Linked DNA regions of Homo sapiens: regions 1, 2 and 4 are each linked to region 3. The links are chromatin loops, found by intact Hi-C in ENCODE. Cell type or tissue: PC-3. All regions are shown on one strand. Links, peaks and the distances in the headings refer to the core of each region. The heading gives the core; the rest is flanking DNA.

Region 1 (5,487 bases), core at 287-5,286, 430 kb before region 3:
AAATGATAGGTTAATGGTACAGAATAGAGAGCCCAAATACATAGCCGCACATATATGATCCCTTGACTTGTATATTTTTTAAAAAAAGCCATCATAATTCAGTGGTGGAAAAGATGGTCTTTTCAATAAATGATGGTGGAGCAATTGGATATCCACATGGAAAAAAATGAACCCAGAAAACCTACCATGCAGAAAAATTAATTCAATATGTATCATAGATCTGAATGTGAAAGGTAAAACAATAAAGCTTCTAGAAGAATGCATAGGATAATATCTTCATGTGTCTCAAGTTTTTTAAACAGGGCATACAAAGGACTAACTTTAGAAAAAAAATTGATACATTGAATTTCATTAAAGTTAAGAACTTTTTATCAGAATTCAGGACTAAGAGAGTTTTGGCAAGCTGAAGAACAGTAGAACTTATTTGCAATACATCTGTCAAGGATACTTGCCTGTTTTTTCTATGTTGGCAACTATGTCTAATTTAAAACACTGAGGGGAAAGAAACCACTGTGCAGGCTGACAATACACAGGCCAAACAAAACAGGTCTGCAAGCCAGGTTGGGCCCACGCATTGCCTGTTTGCGACCTCACCTTCAGCAGCACAGAAGAATGAAAGAGGCTTTAACATTTCCACATTTTCTCATTCTTTACCTGACCAGCCTCAGTGAGGGGAAACAACAATGTAGACCTCTGTTTCCAAATAATAAGAATTTTCCCTTAGATGGCAGAACGGCTGGTTATAGTGAGTTTAGGTCTTAAATAAAACTTTCTTCCTCTCTGATAGATGCAATAATTAAAGAATATTTCAAAATATGATTCCATCAAATTTTTTTCATTGGCTCCCACTGTGTGTTCAGCTTGTCTTGGCTCTGTGAAGACCACAACTGATCCCCTTTTCACTTTGTTTGCTCTCTGACTCTAGAATTTCTCAGCCTCCCCAGATGATACTTTAGAGACCTGGGAAGTCAGCTTCAAGCTTCAATGAGGCAGAAGTCATGCAGAAACAGACTCAGTTTGAACTTTTTATGTTTCAAGCTCATTAATATCCAACTTCCTTACTTTCTACCTCCTTCCCAAACTCTGGTTCTAGTCTCTTTCCTTCTTCCAAGCACCACTCTTACTTAAGTTGGAGGCAATGGGGTGAGGTTGGAGAAAATTTCCTCTTGTTACCTCTTGTAACCCCACTGTTAGGATGAATAAGAGTAGGTGGCCTGAAGGATGGCACCCTGGAAGCATAACATAGTTGATAAAAGCATGGGGTTTGGAGTTAGACTGCCTGGATTCAAATCCTGTCTCTATTCCTTAATAACTTTGTAATCTTGGGCAAGTTATTTGCTTCTCTGTGCCTCACTCCATCATCTATACGTTACTGATAATAGTGCCCCCCAGCCCCCCAATGCACATCACTTAAAACAGTGCCTAGTAAGTGCTAGACATGTGTTTGTTAAATTAAAAATTGACTGTTGCCTGGTTACCTGTGAGGCCGTGGCATTGTGCTGAACATTGGGAAATAGAAGATGTGACCCCTGTCCCACCACCAGCCCACTCTTGATTTAAAGATGGGCAAACAAGTTGGCCAAATTGACCCTCCTCCTTTCCTTGAACTAGCCAAAATGTGACCACTGGATGATTTGATGACATCCTTCTTTTTGTGAAATCCAGTGATGTCTAAAATCCAAAGCCACTCAGAAGATGATTAAGATCATTCTGTGGAATTCTCTTTCCTAAAAACTGAAACTAGAATTATTATGCAGATGAGGAAACCTTTAACCTTGAGAAGTGAAGTGACTTACCCAGGATCCTTGTTATGGTGGCAGAGAGCTTACCAGAATTGTGTCCCACAATAATGTGGAAAGCAGAACTTGTGAATGATGAACTTATAAATTTCACTGAGGAGATTTCCAAGCAAAATGTTGAAGGTACACATTGGTTTGTTCTTTTTCTTTTTAGCTAAATGTGAGAGGAAAGAGAGAAGTTGAGGGAAGAACCATTAAACAAAAGGGAACCAGTACTTGATGATTTGGGAAATCCTTAGTCTATTGGGATTGCCAAGGTCAAAGTATTCAGTCACACAGAGGCTCTCTAAAGAGGTTAAATGTGTGACTCACAGATTCTCACAATCAAACCAGGGGGTATTTAGAAAGCTTAAGAGCATTATCCCTCAGCCATTTTAGCAGAAGTCAAAAACAGATGAAGTTATTTCAAAAATTTTATGGACCTGGCTTTCATTCCGTGACATCCATGGGAGATTCCCAAAGTTCTTAAGAATTGTATACTAATAGAAACACTGTTGGCTTGCACCAAAAGGAACAGAGAATATCTTAAATGGAAGAAGGCTGTTATATCCCCCAAACTCTGCTGGCAGGCAGCAAGCTGATATAAACACTTAGGTACAAACAAATACCAACTTTCATAAAAAAGGGAGGATGACTCAAAGGGTGGGACCAAGAGTCCAGAGGGTGAAGCTGAGAGCCCAGAAGGTAAAGTTGAGAGCCAACAGAGGATTATTTCTAGTCCTTGAAACCTAATGGAGTTTGGCTGGACTTAAAAATTGCTTTGGGTCAATGATTCCTTTTTACCTTCCATTTCCTCTTTTTTAAAAACATAATGTCTTTAACTGTTACCCGATGCCTGTCCCACCATTGTATGTTGAGAGCAGATAACTTGTTTCTTTAGTTTCATACATCCACAGATGGAGAGGAATTGTGCCCCAGAAGTTGTAGGGATTATATCCTGAGCCATATCTGTACTTAGTTTAGATGATGTAAATGACAAGATGTGGAACTTTTGAACTAGTGAGATTTAGATGAGATTTTTGGACTTTGATTTGATGCTGTAATGGGATGAGACTTTTGGGGACCTTGGGATGGGGTGAATATATTTTGCATATGGAATAGATGGGAATTATAGGGGCCACCAGAGGGCAGACTGTGATAAGCAGAATTTTGGCTGTCATGATCTCCACCCTCTGATGCTACTCCTGTGGTTATAGTATGTTACATGGCAAAGGGGATTTCACACATGCAATTAAGGTTACTAATCAGTTGACCTTAAAATAGGGAGATTATCTTGGATTATCCGGCAGACCCAATGTAATCACAGTAACTCTTAAATGCAGAAGAGGAAGTCAGAGAAATTTGAAGCATGAAAAAGACTTGCAGATGGAGTGGGCAATGTAATGAGGAATGCAAGGCAACCATAAGGAACTGAGAAAGGTTTATAGCTAGCAACAAGTGAGGAGACAGGGACCTTAACCCTATAGTCACAAGGAGCTGAATTCTGCCAACAACCTGAATGTGCGTGGAAGCAGATTCATCCCCAGAGCCTCCAGAAAGTATCATAACCCTGCTGATCTCCTGCCTTTTTTTTTTTTGAGAAACTCTAAGCAGAGGATTCAGTTGAGCCATGCTGTACTCATGTTTTTGACCTAAGAGACTGTAAGATAATCAGTGTTATTTTAAGCCACTAAGTTTATGGCAATTTGCTACAGCATCAATAGGAAACTAATACAAAGTCTGTATTCAGTTTCCAACATTATGGTGTCCACCCAGGTATTCCTTGGAGTTGGAGTAGGATGGGATTGGGGAAAGACCAAAAGATAAAAGGCCCTTTCTGATCTCTCCAAGCATTCATGGTTTTTATGAAAGACTGTCTTTTGGAAAATGGAAAAGATCCTAGAGGTATAGTGGCTTAGTGGCTGCTTCTGATATTTTAACTTGTCCGTTTCCCATCTTCCTCTCCCCAGTTCTGTGATAGCCTTGAAAACTAATAGCCTGCAGAGTAAAGAAGTAAAGACTGGCTTAGGTGTGCTTGATCTATGCAACTGCAGTGAAAACCAGCAACCTGGTAGCCACTGGGTGAGTCAGAACAGAGTTGGAGCTCTTTCAAAGCTCCATTCTTAGAGAACTGTCATAATTTGACCTATTTTATAGTTCCCCGGGAAATCTCACTCACAATGCTTGTCTTTATTTGACCTGACTCAGAGCTCATCCAGTGTGAACTGCCTTCTCCTCAAGGGCATTTGTCAAAAACAATTGGCAACAATTGTTTAATATCATGGCTGCCTGAGGCAGTGGTAAAAGTTGAGACAAATAACAAGCTAACTAAAAAACATAAATGGAAAAACTAGGGAATGAGATGTTCATAGATGGCCTTGAAAAGCTGTCACATATTCCTGGAAATTTAGAAGGCTACACACATGTTCACATGTACAGGTTTGAGTGCATACTCAGGGCTGCGTACATGCTCAAGAAATAACTGAGAAGGTCACCTCTGACTGACCTTAGGCTTCTGCATAAGCAGAAAGGGAAGGCTAAGACAGAGTTCTAAACTAGTTCTGTAAATTAACCAATGGCTTATAACAATTAAAGAAAAATGGCTGCATCTAGACAAGAACTGTAAGAACAGTCATACTGGCTGAGTGTTAAAGGTGTGTCCTAACATGCACAGAGAACCCCTCAGCAAAGACTCAGATTTATTGGTTCAAGGCATTTAAGGAAATGACGGTACAATTATTAACTACTAAGCTGAGTAGAGACAAAGAATACAGACTTTACAGAATTAGTTCAGGAATGTCACTGAACAAAGAGCAACAACACCAAACAGCAACAACAACAAACCATGGGGAGGAGGAAGAATCTGATTTTCAGAGTTGCCACATCACATTATACAAAATGTCCAGTTTGTAATGACAAATTATAGGATATAAAAAGAAACAAGAAAATATGCCCCAAATATGGGAGTAAAAACAATCAATAGAAATTGTTCTTGAGGAGGCCCAGATCTTGGGCTTATTAGACAAATACATAATTTAAATTAGCTATTTTAAATATATTCAACAGTGAAGGGAAACCATATCTTAAAAACTAAATGAGAATGTTGTCTCACCAAATAGAGAATACCAATAAAGAGATAGAAATTATAAAAGCAGACAAATAAAAATTCAGGGTTGAAAAGTACCAGAGGGGAAAAACAGCAAATTTCTTTAGGCTGAAGAAAGAATCAGTGAACTTGAAGATAGGTGAATTGAGATTGTTCATTCTTAGGAAAGAAATTAAAAAATGAAGAAAAATGAACAGGGCCTCAGAGGCCTATGGGACACTGTCAAGCATACCATTAGTTGTATAGTGGGAGTCCCAGAAAGAGAGAAAACAGATAAAGGGGCAGAAATAATGGGTGAAACCTTCCCAAATTTGATGACAAACATGAATCTACAAATCCAAGAAGCTCAATGAATTCCAAGTTGGAAAAACTCAGAGCATCACACTAAGACACCTCATAATCAAACTGTTGAAAATCAAAGGTAAAGAAAGAATCTTGAAAGTAGCAAAAGCTCATCACGTACAAGGGATGCTCAATAAGATTAAGAGGTGATTTTTCACCAGAAACCACTGAAGCTAGAAAATAGTGGGATGACATATTCAAAGTGCTGAAAGAACAAGTATCAACCAAGAATTTGATATTCAGCAAAACTGTTCTTTAGAC
Region 2 (5,487 bases), core at 381-5,380, 180 kb before region 3:
TTAAGCATGGCGAGTTGATGATGGGGAGTGTAGAAAGAGTCAGGACCTTGCGTTGGGATAATAACTAGTTCATTATCTGCCCAGATAAAGGTCGTACAGGCTTTTAGCAACAGCATGGAAAGGAAACCAGATTGACCTTTCTGACGGCAACTCTCTGCTTTTTTTTTTTTTTTTTTTTTCCAGACCTTAGAACACCAGTGAGTAAAGAAATCCGTGTCCCTCCTGACACCTTTCCTTTCCCTTTCCTGGCGTTCCCAAAATGCAGGCCTTCATTTCCATTGGTTTTGAAATGGCTGCCTTTGTTTAAATTACTTATAATAGAACGTTCCTGGAAAACTCTCACATAAGCCCATGAGCAGATGTTAGTATCTTATATGCCTCCAATTTTATATGCTATATCACACCTCTTCCTTGCTCCAAAATTTTGCCTTTGCATCAAAAAAGGCAAAAATCCTATTATTTAGTCAAAGGAAACTTCTGCTTCTTGGGCTATATCTTCCAAATTTCTTTAAAAGAGCTCATTATGAATCATTTGGAAGGAGCCAGCACACCATATTGTCTTTGTGTGAAACTTAGAAAGCAGTGTGGTGTGGGTGGAGATACGTCCAACTATAAAGAGAAATTATAGTTACAAGTGGCTTTCAAGACATTAAGGATATTTTGGAGTCCTAAATTAAGCAATGGCAGGTTAATCTTTTCCCAAGAGGTGGTGATTTTGGCTAAGTATCATAAAAGGGTTATCCCAATGTTTTCAACGTGGTTTCAAGTGAATGATCATCTCTTATTCATTTTTCATAATCATTTTAATATGCCACATATGTTCCAAAATGGGTTGGCAAATTTATTTTCTTTCTGCTACCTTAGAAATCTTGTCAATAAAATGAAGCCTAGTAATATGGATTTCTTACGTAGCTATAATTTTTCTTTGTGAGGGAGTTAAGATGTGTACTTCAGTAAGAGGAATGGGCTGTGTTGAATGCCAGATCATAATGAGGCCTCCTGGCGCCAATAAATTACACTTGCTCTAGGTTGACTAGCCATGGAATGAGGTCATGTATCCTTGATCCAGATCATGAATGTGACAGCCTGCATCTACATACAGTATAACCCAATCCTTGCTACCGTACTATATTTCATCACAGTCTGTGTCACCTTCAGGGCGTGGGTTTGACAGAAGATGACAGTAGTGATGCATATTATGCTCAATCCTTAGCCTCAAACAGCAAAAGGCCTTACATTTAGATTTTTTTTAAAAAAAGAAGACAATTTTATATCACCTACAGATAATTAACAGGCTCTGTGTGAAAAATGAAATTAGAAATATTGAACTTAGAAATAGAGGAAAAAATGAAATATTCCTTGAAATATATCCAGGTAGTGTAGAATAACCCATGACCATATTCTGTAAGATTTTCCTTTTCCTGGCTCCCTACCCTATGTTTATATTCACCCCAAATGCACTTTTAATCACAGCTTTTTCTCCATGAGCAAGTAATTTTTTTTGAAATAAGATAATCTGTTTTGTAAGGGGTAAGTGATTGTTTTATCCAGGAAAGATGTATTTCACAATGGTATTAGAATTATGTGTAGTTTCATACTTTTGGTAACAGGAGATTTTTAGATGAATGTTCAGCCACCCCTGATTATTTATATAGCTCCCTGAAGTTTGCAGTGACATAGAATGAAGTGATAAAGAATGATGGTAAATGTCATTATGGTGTTAAGTGTATCTTTTCATATGAAATAGTGAGAAAAGCCTTGTGCATATATGAAGCTCTTGAACTATGGATGAGTAACATTAGTGTGGCTCCATTTCAATGATATTTATATACTTAAATAATGTATTCTTTTATAATATATATTATATATTAAGATAATATATATGTATTCTATCATCATATCAAGAACATAGCTCAAAAATGTTTTCAAAGAAATTGAGATTGAAAACAAGCGTTGCTGGGTGCAGTGGCTCATGCCTGTAATCCCAGCACTTTGGGAGGTCGAGGCCGGCAGATCAGTTGAACCCAGGAGTTCAAGACCAGCCTGGGCAACATGGCAAAACCCCGTCTCTACTAAAAATAAGAAAAAATCAGCTGGGTGTGGTGGCATGCACCTGTAGTCCCAGCTACTCAGGAGGCTGGGGTGGGAGAATCACCTGAGCCCAGGAAGTCAAGGCTGCAGTGAGCTGTGATCACGTCACTGCACTCCAGCCTGGTCAATGGGAGTGAGACCCTGTCTTAAGAAGAAAGAGAGAGAGAGAGAGAAAACAAAGGCAGCAATTATGCTAAGTCTCAAAAGTTCCTTTTAACTGAATGCTTAGTGTGTCCTGATATTTAACATCACTTTCCAATAATCTGAAAAAAAGTCTAGTGCTTGTTGACTCAAACTTGAACAATGTTTGCATGCTGACTGATGTGTGAGTCAGAAGGTATCCATTATCTTAATCAAAGATTCACAATTTTTTTTCTGTAAAGATCCAGAGGGTAAATATCTTGAGCATTGCAGATCATGAAGTCTCTGTCATAGCTCTTTGTCACTGAGTGCGAAAGCAGCCATAGACAATACGTAAATGAGTGAGCATGGCTGTGTTCCAATGAAAGTTTATAAAAAACAGGTGGTGGGTCAATTTGGCTTGTGGGCTGAAGTTTGTCAGCCTCCGATCTTAACTATGAAGCTTTTAAACTTAGCCTAATTGAAAAACGATTTCCATATGGCACCTAGTAGAATATGTGACTACCTGTGTATTTAGCGCTTGTGTGTGTGTGCGTGCACACACGCACACACATACACACAAGAATGAAGGTTTACATGCCTTTTTGAGATCAGTCTGGAAAAACTCCTGTACATGTAATTTTGTCTTACAGTCAATAAATATGTTCCATTTTCTAAATAAATAGTCCGATTCTCTGTGGGATTGTGGCTACCTTATCCAATTAAAGTTTATGTAGCGTTGTCATTGTTATCATTTCTCCTCTCAAGTTCATTGCATCATGATCATATGGGTTGCTTAATTATTACTCTTTAGTGGTGATGATGCTATTCACATGGACTTTTTTAATGTGGGCTGTGCAAGTTGCTTTTGTTATGAGTCATTCTCTCTTGATGTCATTAGCTGTTTTAAACTAGGCATTAATTGAAATGAAACCACAAGCTTGGTTAGATTGATTAATCGTTTCAGAACCTATTCAAAATACTTTTCTTTCTTCCCAGAAAAAGAAACTATAGTCATTTGCCCAGAAATGGGAGAGAATCATGCTTTTCCAAAGGCGAAGACTGTTTGTTTTGAAAAGTGGATTTATTGGGATGATAAATCTGGCTTGTACTATCTGCTCACCTGTTTGTCCTCGGGGGAGCTATCACTCTATTAATCCTTTTACACTGGAAATGTTGAAATGATAGACAGTTTCAAAAGTTGCACCCCCAAAAAAAGCAGATAAACATAAACAAATCTTACTCTTCTACTTTGGATATGCTTTGAATCAGCATGCTGGGGCACTTCCTTATAAGAGGAAGGCAATTAAACAAGAGCTTTGGTCTTTTGTAACCAGGTCCTGCCTTGTATTTGGGAAGCTCTGTCGTATAGAGAATCAGGCTGCAGGTCTTACCTTCTAAACTCTCAGCTTTAACTTTTCTTTCCTGTTTTTTATTTTTTTTCAAAGAAATAACTGATCTTTCCACATCTAAACTGCAGGTGCAGACAGGCACACAAAATGACACTGTCCCAAGGTCCAGGCTACTTCTTCTGGACATTTGATCTGCCAGGTCAAATTTCCAGGAGGACTGGCCCAGACAATGTCAAGATGAGAATTTCTTCCCTTACTGCTTTCTGTGCAATTGATTGCAGCATCTCTGCAAAACCACTGACATTCTCTTAACCTTAGTTTGCTTTTTTGTGAAATGAGTGAATCCCAGTACAAGGCAGCAGCAAACAAAGGTGTAAAAATCACCTGAGGCAGGAAGGCCAGAAACGAATCCCGGTGGCTTGAGGTACAGTTGTGCATTCATAAATTCCATCAGCATGTTTGGTCATGAATGTCAGTGTGACATTTCAGTCATTTAAATCATTGACGATCATGTACTTTTATGTGCAATTTGCTTCTAAAAATATGTGGGCTTTCCAGGCTTTTATTTCATAATGTTCCCTCCCTCCCCCGTCTCCGCGCCAGTGAAACAATTAGGTAATATGTTTTAGAGAATGCCTCTTCTTAGCTTGGGCCTGTTTTCTCTAAGACGTTACTAGCAGTTTGCTCATTAGCAGTGACAAGGAAATGGCACCAGAGATGCTTTCCTGAGAGGTCTCCCTGCACTGGGACCTGGAAGGTGAGCCACTGGGTGGCTGAGACCCTGGGAGTTTTAGCATGACGGCAAAGGGGAACAAGAATTTTCCTAGCCTATGATGTTTTCAAGTATCCACTCTGAAAACGATGAATTAGATGAATTCTACTTTAGGATAGGCAACACAGAGAGAAAGACAGACAGACCTTCCCCCTCCTTGCCCCCTTCCACAGAGGCAGAGGAAAGAAAGATTAGAGGCAGAGCAGCAAGGGTTCAAGAATGGAGGACAGAAAGGCAGAAGAGAAAATGGTGAGGCTGCAGTTCTCTGTTGCCCTTGGCAACACTGCATGGGGGCGGGGGTTGGCTGGTATCTTGGTACTGAGCCTGCCCTGCCCTGCCCCGGGAGGTTGTGGGATATCACATAGGGGTGGAGACCTCGCTGGGGACAGCTGAGCAGATGACAAGTCTGCACCAAGAACAAGCAAATGTTCTCTGCCGGGACACTGGCTCTATCTGTCTGGCTCCTTCCAGGACCTTTTGAACTTGTTCCCTGGGACACGGTATAGCCCGCTTGTGGCTCCTCTAGATATTTGTTTTTCCTAAGTGCATTGATCTATCAGAGTAAAAACTAGCCAAAAATAAGAATGGGGAATGAATCAATCCTCTGGACTCCTCTCTCCTCTGTGTTCCCGAGTCTCAATGGTATCAGATGGCCAGTTGCAAACATTTACTTCTGACTGAGTGCCCTGATTTCTTTAGTCTCTTATCTTCTCCCCTTCCCTCCCTCATTTCCTTATCCCTTTTCCCCTCTGCCCTCCTCTCTCCACAGCTTTGGTAAGAAATAGCCAGCCTTGAATTCAAGCATAATTGCTCGGCAGGGGGGACTTCCTTGAAAAAACCTCAAATTTTTGGGCTGTAACAGTGGAAATCTGTTTGAACCCTTGAACTTCCTTTATTGTTGAAATGACCACCTACAGAAACATGCTGGGGGAAAGTAGCAGAAGCACAGTGGTCCCTTTTATGGGAAAAACAGTAGCTGGAATTATTTCACTTTTGCAAGAATTCTGTAATGAGGAGGCATTTCTGAAGGGAGAGTATGGCACAAACATTCCACAAGTTGGAGATGTCTGGACTGAGATTGGGATATTGTAATAATCGATGTTTCTGGGCTTAGAAACAGAGTCTTCATTCTTTTTTTGACCACAAGCATAA
Region 3 (5,487 bases), core at 209-5,208:
TGTGTGACCTTGAGAAGACACAACATCTTTAAGTCTCAGTTTCCTCACCTGCAAAATTGAGATTATAGTACCTGTCTTCCAGGTTTCTTGGAAGATTTAGTGATAATTGTTTTTCAACACATAGCACAGTGTTAGATACTTACTAGGTTCTCAATAATTCACAAAAGAAGAAATACAAATGGCCAATACATGAAGTTTTATTTTTATTTTTTAATTTTTTATTTCCATAGGTTTTTGGGGAACAGGTGGCATTTGGTTACACAAGTAAGTTCTTTAGTGGTGATTTGTGAGATTTTGGTACACCCATCACCTGAGCAGTATATACTGAACCCAATTTGAAGTCCTTTATCCCTCCCCACCTTCCCACTCTTTTTACTCCTGAGTCCCCAAAATCCATTGTGTCATTCTTATGCCTTTGCATCCTCATAGCTTAGCTCCCACTTATAAGTAAGAACATACGATGTTTGGTTTTCCATTCCTGAGTTACATCACTTAGAATAATAGTCTCCAATCTCATCCAGGTAGCTGCGAATGCCATCATTTTGTTCCTTTTTATGGCTGAGTAGCATTCCATGGTATTCCATGGTATGTATGTGTGTATGTGGGTAACATTTTCTTTCTCCACTCGTTGACTGATGGACATTTGGGTTGGTTCCCTATTTTTGCAATTGCGAATTGTGCTGCTATAAACATGCGTGAGTGAGTATCTTTTTCATATGACTTATTTTCTTCTGGGTACATACCCAGTAGTGGGATTGCTGTATCAAATGGTAGATCTACTTTTAGTTCTTTAAGGAATCTCCACACTGTTTTCCATAGTGGTTATACTAGTTTACATTCCCACCAGCAGTGTAGAAGTGTTCTGTTTTCACTGCATCCATGCCAATGTCTATTATTTTTTATATTTTTTTGATTATGCCCATTCTTGCAGGAGTAAGATGGTATTGGATTGTGGTTTTGATTTGCATTTCCCTGATCATCAGTGATGTTGAGCATTTTTTTCATGTGTTTGTTGGTCATTTGTATATCTTCTTTTGAGAATTGTCTATTCATGTCCTTGTTTGAGAGCAATACATGAAGTTTTAAATGTTCAATGAGAAATAACTCTCTGTGTGTGTGCAAGTGTGTATGTATCAAATGGGCAAACATTTTTTAAATTGGTGATCCCCAGCATGGGTGAGGGTGTGATGAGACAGAGATTCTCATATATTCCTAATGGGAATATGAAATGATACATTTCTGGGGGACTGTGTGGCAGTTGGAATCTGTCTTTTGAAAATGTTCGAACCCTTTGATCTGGTAATTCAAAATCTAAAAGCTTATGCTAGGTGGACCATCTATGATGATATGATAGGATACGATTAGTATAAAGTTGTTCATCTTGGTGCTATCTGGAATAAATAACATTGGATTCATCACAAATGATCAACAACAGACAATTTATTAAATGAATTAAGCTCCATTCATGGTTTTTAGTATTACCCAGATATTAAAAATCATGTTTTGGGAAGATATTTAATGATATGGAGGAAATGGTTGTTATATAAAATTATTTAAAAAGGGCAGTCTATAAAACAGTATATATAGTATAGTCCCAGTTTTATAAAAACAAACACCATAAATGGAAAAATGACTGGCAGTAAAATGCCAAAATGTGAAAATGATTATCTCTGGGTACTGAAAAAACAAGGGTTTTTTATTTTCTTCTGTGCCTCTGAATTCTCCAAGCTGTCTTGCATTGTGCATGTAATGATGTGGAAAACACTTATAAAATTAAGAGAAAATATCATATCAGGTTAGAAAAATTACCAAAAATGTCAGAATACAAATGGACTCCAACTATGTAAGAATACACACACATCCCCCCCAACACACACATACAAAGAAAAACCAAGAAGATGAAAGGAACTATGTCCAAATCTTAGTAATTTTCTCTGAGATGGTGGAATGATGGATTATCATCATTTTCTTCTTTATACTAGTTTATATTTTTCCACTTGAATAGAAAAAGAAAATCGCCACCAAATAAAACCTATAAAAAGAAGTTTTCTTGAGTACTGTGTTCCATATAGTCACTGGCTCTGGTAGCCATAAGCAACACATAAATCTGAAGGCCAGGACTTCTTTTACCCCACAGCTGGGGAATCATTTGTCCTATGTGGAACCTGGTACCCATGTTAATCCTCTGCCTCCTGAATACATCAAGTCCCACATTGTAAAAGGCAAAAGGACAAGGCCAGAGTTACTGTTGATGGAGAAAATGAGTGGATTTTGCTGGTGTAAGAGATAGCAATAGAATCTGTGCTCTAGGTCGTAGGGAGGGCACCCTGCATTTTGCAAACTTGTGCTTGCTGATCCAATAGGCACCCCTGGTTGGATGCAGGGAGCTCTCTGGTGGCCAAAGGGTGTCAACGCAGCAATTTTTGCACTTCCACAACCAAACCCAAGATCTACTAGCCGAGATCAGAAGCCGATGCATACTTGCAGATTACATTTTAAGCCCTTATAATGGGTAGGAAAACATCTGTCTCTATTATTTCCATGGTATTTGGTATGAAGACAGAATCCTCCACCCTGCCCTTAAAATTTCACATAGAATAGGTATGCTTTCTGCCTTCGTGCCCAGGTCAAACTCACTTGACACTGCGTAGTTTTAAACTGTGTAATAAATTGCCCGAGGTGCACCAACTAATGTGTGACCCCGGATCACACTGCTTGCCCCACAAATCCATACTGTGTGAAATTGACCTTGCTGGTTGTTTTTCAAGTGGGTCTTTATAGCATCATAGAATGGAAGGAGTCTTAAAAACAAAAAGACTGAGACAGAGCTTGCTGAAAGAAATGACTCATTACTGGCTGAACCGGGAATGGAATATATTTCCAATCTTGAGAATATTGTCCAGCAGGCTCCCTCATTTCCCTCCGGCTGCCTTTATCTGAGGTGGCCAACTTGAAACCAAAACTAAAGCTTCTGACTCTCGTGGTTCCTGGATAGTCTTGTGTTTCTGTGTGTTTGCATCATACTGCGACTGTGCATCTGAGATGGAGTGGTCCACTGATGTGTGTGTGTGTGTGTGTGTGTGTGTACATGTGCATGCAAATACACATATGTATAATAGTGTGCAGTCACTGTAATAATCACTGTATACCTGTCTATCTCTGTCATTTTATTTAGGCATAGTCCATAGACTCAACCATATTATACATTCCTTGGAGATGATCTTCTGTGTCTTTTGTACTTCAGTATAATACTATCCAGAGGTGTTGGAGCCATTAGCACAATTTAGGCTACTTTCTTTGTAAGCCATGATTGAAAACAATGTCTGACTCATTTGGGTCCTTAGACTCAGGACTTTGTTTGTAGAATATTGTTCTATATTTAGCTTTTGTGTCAGCCCTAGGTTTTAAAGAGGCCTGAAGATTAGTGGAAACTTACCCCCTGGGTATTCTAGAATGTTCCATTGAGAGGTAATTAAGGGGAAGAAAAGGAACAACTTGTGCTCCCCAATTGGCAAGCCAGCGACTTGGTTATATATTTCTGTTTGCTGGAGCAAAAGAGCTTTGAATTCTATCCCATTTTAACATCGTCTCAACAATCACCAAGGTAGTTTAATAATGGCACCTTCGAACTTTGCCTGGCAAATGGAAATCTGAGGATAAGCCCTGAAATGTTCTCTATAGTCCATTTGAATGTTCTATCAAATTTATTCATTTTGACAATGACTTTTTAAAAAAAGAGAAATGTGCCAGGAAATGATAATTTTAAGTGGACCTTAGGAATGTTATAATAAAGCCCAGTGCTAGGACAAAGCAAGGACCAGCTTGGTGGAGGGTTTTGGAGGCAGACCAATGGGGTTTGATTTTTGACACTGCCAAGCTGGGAAGGAAGAAGTGCAGGGGGTATAGACAGGGCAGATGGGCCCTAGATGGTTGTTACATGTGTGTGATGGGTATGTGGAATTTCATGGTAAAGTTCTATCTACTTTGGGGTATGTTAAAAATTCATCATTCACCATAATAAAAACCTGAACATTTTTCCAAAAAAAATTTTTAAAAGAAGAAGGAAACAAGCTTGGCCAAGGACATTCAACAAGTAAGTGGCAGAGAAAAGCAGCAGCATGTAATGTAAGAGCATACTTATTGAAACATCATGGCACAAAATTAAAATGAGCACAGGCTTTGAAGTAGGATATGAGTTCAAGTTATGACTCTTACTCCATTTGTAAACCTTAAGTCACTTAACCTCTCTGATGTCAACAGTCCCCTCCGCTATAAAATGAGGATACAACACTCACCTCCCAGAGTTGCTGCCACCATGAGAAATTAACATATATGTCAAGCACCTAGAACCCTATTTGGCCTTGATAAGCATTCCTGCTTTTATTATTAATATAGTAAGCAGATTAAGAATCCCAGTGGATTCCAGTGGGCCCACTGGGAAGGAACATATTTTGGAGTCACCATTCCTTTGGTCTTCAGGAAAACAGGAGCTCTTCAGGCACATGGGGAAGACCAGCCAAGAAGTCCCAATTTCTTAGAACTTGGTAGTTTGGGGGTCTCTTTCAGGCTGCAGCAACTTAATGGGGATGATTTCCCATCAAATCTCAAGGGATACCTAGTTGTTTTGATAGGAGAATGCAAGAATCCTTCACACAGGAAGGACTTCAAGAATAAACGACTTATCAGTGTGGAACTGAGCCCCTGATCTCCTGTTTCCACCTCCATCCAGGTACCCCTGGATTCCCAAAGGTAGAGGTATGCAGCTATTGTCAGCAATGAGCTGTAAACTTCTTACATGTCTATGTCTATGTCTGTTTTACTTCTGTATCCACAATACCTGGCTCACAAGGGATACTAAGGTTTCGAGGGGTTTTTTGATGAATGGATGAGTAGATGGACAGATGGATGGGAAAGTAGGTGGATGGATGGATGGATGGAGGAAACTGACCTGAAGCGGGATGCCTGTGTGTCTGTGTGTGCTAAGAGTAGAGTTTTCTTTTTCAGTTTCTTTTTCATACCTGTTTGTCCTTTTTTGAAGTCTCCACTAAGGAGAAGCACCTACTATATACCAGATAGTCTACCACTGAGTACCTATTGTGTACCAGGTAGGATACAATGAACATCTAGTTTTTATATTATTTAATCTTCCCAACAACTCTGTGAGGTAGGTCTTATTAACACCACTTTACAGATGAAGAAATCTATGTTCAGAAAAGTTGAATAACTGGCCCGTGTTTACCCACTTTATATAATAAGTCCATGCTCTTTCTGGTACACCATGCAATGTAAGCATTCCTATAGCAAAAGCAAAACAAAACCAAAACCAAAACCAAAAACAAAAAACACGCCAGTGTAGAAGTGAGGAAGGGGGTCACTAACTCAAAGGCAGAAGAAAGTCCAATGGAAGAAAGGGAGTCTTTGCTTGGATATCTATGAGAGGGTGGGTGGCAGGTGAGGGAGGGCATGGATCAGTAAAGGGAAGATAGA
Region 4 (5,487 bases), core at 437-5,436, 92 kb before region 3:
ATCAATGAAAAAAGAAACTCATGGTTATTTGGGTTCATGATTGCGATGAGATAAAAGGGAAACCCTACACCTCATTCAGGGTTGGGTGCACAATAGGTTCTCATAAAAGAAATGCTCGCTGAATGGATGGGAACATGCAAAATGTACAGTACCCTGTTCATTCCCTTTGACAGGTGCCTTTTTGTTTTAAATACACATGGCAGCATTTGATAGCATGCAACTAATGCCTTGGAGTTTTTCTGGGGACTTAATAAAGCCCAAATAGTAAAAGGTCTTCAAGGTTTTGTTTGGTTTCTTTTAAGGGGTTGCTACCTCTGTCCTCTGTACTGTTGAGTTTATGATGAATTTGAGGCTTATGTGTATGTTGAGTCACTTTATCTGCTTGATCACTTTTATATTCTGTAGCTTTAAATATTTATTATGCAAGCTTTCAGAGAATGACATAACAGTCATGTATCAACCATTCAGTTCTACCAAAGCTAACGTTTCTCCCACGCCTGCTTTCTGTTTAAAGAAATAAAATGTTAGTTAGAATTGAAAGCCCCTGCTTTCCCATCCTAATCTAATTCTGTCCTTTCCCCAGTGTTAACTTTTATTCTAACTTTTGTATTTCCTCACCTCGATATGTTTTAATATTATTACTATGTATGTATATATTCAATAATAGTATTAACATGTTTTTAAATTTTGCAGAGCTCATATAATGTATGTGTCATTCTGTAACTTGCTTTATGATTTAAACATATCGATACACATGGTGTACTGTATTCATCTTTAACTGCCCTGAGGAATGCTATTAAAGGAATACAGTACAATTTATTTATGCATGCTCCTATTGATGGGTATTTAGGTTACTTCCAATTTCTTGCTCCTGCAAACAGTGCTGCCATAAATAATTATGTCAAATGTCCTTATGGCACATGGGGGAAAAGGTCTCTAGGGCAGTGGATCTCAATCTTTTGTACACATCAGAATTGCCTAGGGATCTTTGAAAAGTCCCACTGCCAGGTTGCACCCAGACTAATTAAATCCGAATCACTAAGGTGAAGCCCAGGCACCTGTATTTTTTTAAAACTCCCCAGATGATTCCAATGTGCTGCCAGCATTGACAGCCATTGCTTTAGGTCACATAACTAGAAATGAAGTTTCTGGGCCAAAATGTTTGTTCCTCTTCAGCTTTCTCGATATTACCAAATTATTCTCCAATGTGGTCTTTCCAATGGAAACGCCACCAGCAGGGTATGAGATCTCCTGTGCCTGTGGCATTATCTCCTCACCTAAACTTGATTAATCTTGTCCCTGCAGGGATCTCAAAGGGATGTGTCGAGAGATATCCCTTTGATGGCCTTCCCACACCTGCCTCTATCTGATTTATCCCCTGGTAAAAATTTTGCCTCGCCCAAAAGTCATGGAGTAGGAACCGTTCTCACAAAGTATAACTAAAAACTTGGGGCATCCAACACCACCTGATTTTGCAATTCAGGGTGTTGCAGTCAAGAGGTTGTTGCCATTAATTCTTGTTTGTATAGTCTAACATTCATTTCGTGGCGTGATGTGGTGCTTATCTGTGATATCTAGGTTTGGGGGTAGAAAATGACACAAGCCTTGTTGCTATGATGTTGCTATACCTTCCATTTAGCCACAGGTCCAATATGATAGTGCCCTGAGCATCTGGAAAAACAAGATGCTCAGCCCAAACTCATACTTCCATGATGGTTAGATCAGAGTTATTGCGGAGAAACAACAAAGAGATCCTAGCCTTGACCTTAATCAAGCTATAGCTGTGTCGAAATAAATAATTTCTAGCCATGATGTCCTCTCTCTTTGGACATTGTGGACACTTGAGTGAGGTTTTTTTAAGCTGCTCACATGCTGAAAGCTTATGTTAAACCCTCTCCCTGTGTTGATGCAGATTTAGAAAATTTCATGGATAAAAATTGATGGGGTTACAATTGTTACCCACTTTGAATTTAACAACCTTAAACATAATACAGTAAACTTCCCTCATAGTATGCAAGTAAAATGCCATGCCATGAAGTTGATGAAAAATTGGGCAAGTCTTCATAGCTACCTGGCCAGGAGTTCCAGAAGTCTGACTGTGTGATCAAAATCTGTTCTAGCACTGGCTGCAGTTTCTGGTGGCAGTGGACCTCTCTGGCTTAAATATTCATGGGGATGATTCTGGGTCCTATGGTTGGCTAGGATACTCCAGGAATCTCCTGGAGAGTTGGCACTCTTTCATTGGCCTATTTGGGGAGATTGGGTCAGAAGAATACTGGGGACTCAGGGACTTACTGTCTTCCTCCCTGCATCACTTGCTGACACAGGGTTGCCTGCCATTTCCCAGTCCAGCCTCACCTTCCCCTACACAATTCTATCCACTTTCCCCTAAATAGAAGTTTATTTTGCCCCTTTTTGAAAGCACAACCCACCACTAACTGCATTAAATCCAGAATCTTGCTATCATGGGTGACTTATTGCAGGGTTTTACTCTTGAACTTATCTTTGCTTCCAACTCTGTGTCTTGGATTGGGTTCCCGAGAGACAGCACCCGACACAGGGATTCTAGTGCATGTGATTTATTGGGAGAGAGTTCTCGGGGGAAACCTGTAAGAGTATGAAGGAAGCTGAATGGGGCACAGGACACTGCTGAGCTGGAATGTGGTCTCATATGGAGCCTAGCTTTGCTTTTATCTGCAGGGAGAGAGCTTTTGTCATGGGAAAGGAGTGACTTACCTTCCAGGCAAGGTGGCTCTCATCGGCCAAGGAGAACTCTCCTGAGAAGTGAGTAGTTGTGAGACACTAGCAGCCACCACTCACAGTATCTGGAGAATAGCTACACAGGCTTGGTAAAGGGGATCCGGGTGGGGCACCCTGTCCTGGGTGCAGGGCTCTGAAAGGAGATGAACTTTCAGCTCTCACACATTGCCATGCAGGGCTCTGAAAGGAGATGGGCTTCATGTGGATAGTCAAATAACAAGCATGACATCCATGGGTATGGAGTGCTATAAAATGACTATGTTTAATAATGCGTCTTTCTTCTGGCTACAGGTCTGAGTATATTTTGCTGTTTTAATCTTAATCCTGGAATTGAGTCTGGGACTTCCTCCGTGCCTGTAAACCACTTTGATGTTATGTTGAGAAGCATTCTGAGGCACATGTGTGAACTGATAACCAGGATAAGTGGCATGATGAAATTAATCCCCTAGTAGATGGGAAAGGAAGGCCAGTGCCTTTCCCAGTCTGGGCTTCTAGAGATGATTCACAAGCTGGGGCTTTAAGGCATGGAGAACAAACAGTAGACACAAGAGTGTTGGATGCAATTACTTCCTTAAGCCATAAAGCTGGAGAACCCAGATGATTGAAGTGAATGTTTGTTAGGCTGAGGTCAGGTTTGATTTTGCTGGGAGCCTTCCTTGATTCTGATTGTGTCTTATCATTTGTTTGTCTTCTGAAGGTTGTGGAGGAGGAGGGAAGGGTTCATAGAAATGCCCTGGCTGTGATCCCATTGTTGCTGGTTGTAATGTCTGGCCACGTTTCCTCCTGCGGTGTCTGATTGGAACTTCCACTCTGATCAAGCAGCAGGAGCAATAAATAGCTAGGTCTGTGCCTCCTTTTCTATGTGAAGCTAGGGAAAGGACTTTATGAGCTTTAAGCGGTAACTTGATGGAAGACTTTACGCCTCTGCACATACTGTCAGATGCTCCCTCAGAAGAGAATGACAAGGGTTCAAGGTAGCATGGAGTAGGGACAAGTGTGTGTGGCTTTTGCGTTAGGCAGACTGGGGTTTGAATCTTGATTCCAGTGCTTATCAGCTGTGCGAACTTTCTTAGTTGAGTCCCTTACCTGCTCCCAGACTCAATTGTTTCACCTGAAAGTGGGGATAATAGTACCTGTTTTAAAGGGTTATTTGAGAGATTAAGTGAAATAGTGTTGTGTAAATTGCCTGTCATTGTAAATACTCAATAAGTGACATCTATTATTAGAGCTTTCTTTAAAAGTTGTGCTGCATTTCTGATTTATGGGGAGGTCAGAATAGACCAGAGCTAATAGCCCTTCTTGAGGAGATCAAGAAAGGGATCAGGCCAGGCAGGGTGGCTCACAGCTGTAATCCTAGCACTTTAGGAGATTGAGGAGGGAGGATTCCCTGAGCCCAGGAGTTTGAGACCAGCCTGGACAACATGGCAAAACCCTGTCTCTAGAAAAAAAATCAGCCATGTGTGGTGGTGCATGCCTGTGGGCCCAGGCTGAGATGGGAGGATCACTTGAGCATGGGAGGTTGAGGCTGCAGTGAGCCGTCATTGTACCACTGCACTCTAGCCTGGGTGACAGAGCAAGACCCTATCTCAAGAAAAAAAAAAAGTGGGGGGATTAGGATATTTAGAAGGACTTACTTCCTTGAGACCATAGCCAAGGTGGAAATAAGAGAAGGTCAAGGTGTGTGGGTGGGGCCCGCACAGTGGCTCACACCTGTAGTCCCAACACTTTGGGAGGCAGAGGCAGGAGGATTGCTTGAGCCCAGGAGTTTGAGACCAGCCTGAGCAACATGGGGGAAACCCCATCTCTATAAAAATTAGCCAGGCATAGTGGTGGGCGCCTATATTCTCAACTATTCAGGAGGCTGAAATGGGAGGAATGCTTGAGTCTGGGAGGTCAAGGCTGCAGTGAGCCATGATTACACCAACTGCACTCCAGCCTGGGCAACAGAGCGAGACCCTGTCTCAAAAACAAACAAACAAACAAAAAGATGTGTGGGCTGGGTAACAACAAGTCTTGAATGTTCCAGGACGGTGATGATTTCAGATATTCCCTTTCAGCGAGAAACCAAGTATATAGATTTGGGGTTCATAGAAAACATGATCACTATCCTTGTGAGAAAATGCAGCTCTAGGCCAACTTGCTTGGGAATATTAAGAGTCTTTGGCACATCTTCAAAGAAAAGTTTCCCCATGGGGTTACTTCTGACGTTTATGCTTCCAGTTTCAATTGTTTGGTGGAGAGTCCATTGAACTCAGTTAATTCTTTTTATTTACCTCAATGTTCGATATGACAGGCCAACATTTTAAGTGCTATTCTAAATTGTAGCTTGTGTACACTCGGGAAAAAAGGGCCTATTTGTCTCCTCGGGTCTCCTCCATTTTTTTCTTCCTGCATTGGTTAATGTTCCCTTCTCCTTGTTGAATATTTGGAAGTTTCCTTCCAAAGCTTGGGAGGGGCTAGTTTCACAGGAAGGTCACATGAACACGATCTCATGGGCAGTTCATTGACTCTGCCCAGCTTTAATCTCTGCGGTTGGAGCAGGAGAGTGAAGGGCAGTGGACAGACACTGCCCTCTCCCTCTCCATTTATTCTCCTCCTTCCATGCCCCTTTTCTGCCTGGAACCTTCTCCATGCTCTAGTTAACAAATGTGCATTTCAGCATTCAGGCTGAAACTCAACTGCCAGCACAAGGCAAGTAATGCCATTTGACTTAAGAACAATCTGCAT

What was found. A loop is a pair of places that touch in the nucleus more often than their neighbours do. Peaks named below come from ENCODE experiments on the same cell type or tissue, not always from the same donor. Only the 100,000 strongest peaks of a DNase experiment are listed, where the experiment ranks them.
Region 1: it touches region 3 in a loop (11-fold over the local background); 2 of 110 quality-filtered maps call a loop at or near these places.
Region 2: a loop joins it to region 3, with 7 times the contacts of the local background. A loop is called at or near these places in 4 of 110 quality-filtered maps.
Region 4: a loop joins it to region 3, with 6 times the contacts of the local background. A loop is called at or near these places in 2 of 110 quality-filtered maps.

The regions. Positions count from the first base shown.
Region 1 is chrX:17,158,255-17,163,741 of GRCh38, forward strand. LOC124905252 (a long non-coding RNA gene) reads right to left here and starts at 1,898. Exons shown (of 3, transcript XR_007068400.1): 1 at 1,830-1,898. It also overlaps a transcript of REPS2 not described here. In PC-3, for the core only: a CTCF peak has its summit at 2,890 (motif pointing right); no DNase peak of the experiment used is centred there.
Region 2 is chrX:17,410,359-17,415,845 of GRCh38, forward strand. All of the region lies in intron 1 of NHS (NHS actin remodeling regulator), which reads left to right. Among named protein-coding and RNA genes, the nearest start is that of MIR4768, 13 kb to the right of the region's middle. In PC-3, for the core only: no CTCF peak of the experiment used is centred there; a DNase peak (open chromatin) is centred at 2,463; H3K4me3 peaks cover 1,320 bases; H3K27ac peaks cover 3,938 bases.
Region 3 is chrX:17,588,952-17,594,438 of GRCh38, forward strand. All of the region lies in intron 1 of NHS (NHS actin remodeling regulator), which reads left to right. Among named protein-coding and RNA genes, the nearest start is that of NHS-AS1, 33 kb to the left of the region's middle. In PC-3, for the core only: a CTCF peak has its summit at 2,393 (motif pointing left); a DNase peak (open chromatin) is centred at 2,390; H3K4me3 peaks cover 896 bases; H3K27ac peaks cover 1,293 bases.
Region 4 is chrX:17,497,005-17,502,491 of GRCh38, forward strand. The region is part of intron 1 of NHS (NHS actin remodeling regulator); the gene reads left to right. Among named protein-coding and RNA genes, the nearest start is that of NHS-AS1, 59 kb to the right of the region's middle. In PC-3, for the core only: no CTCF peak of the experiment used is centred there; a DNase peak (open chromatin) is centred at 3,347; H3K27ac peaks cover 2,888 bases.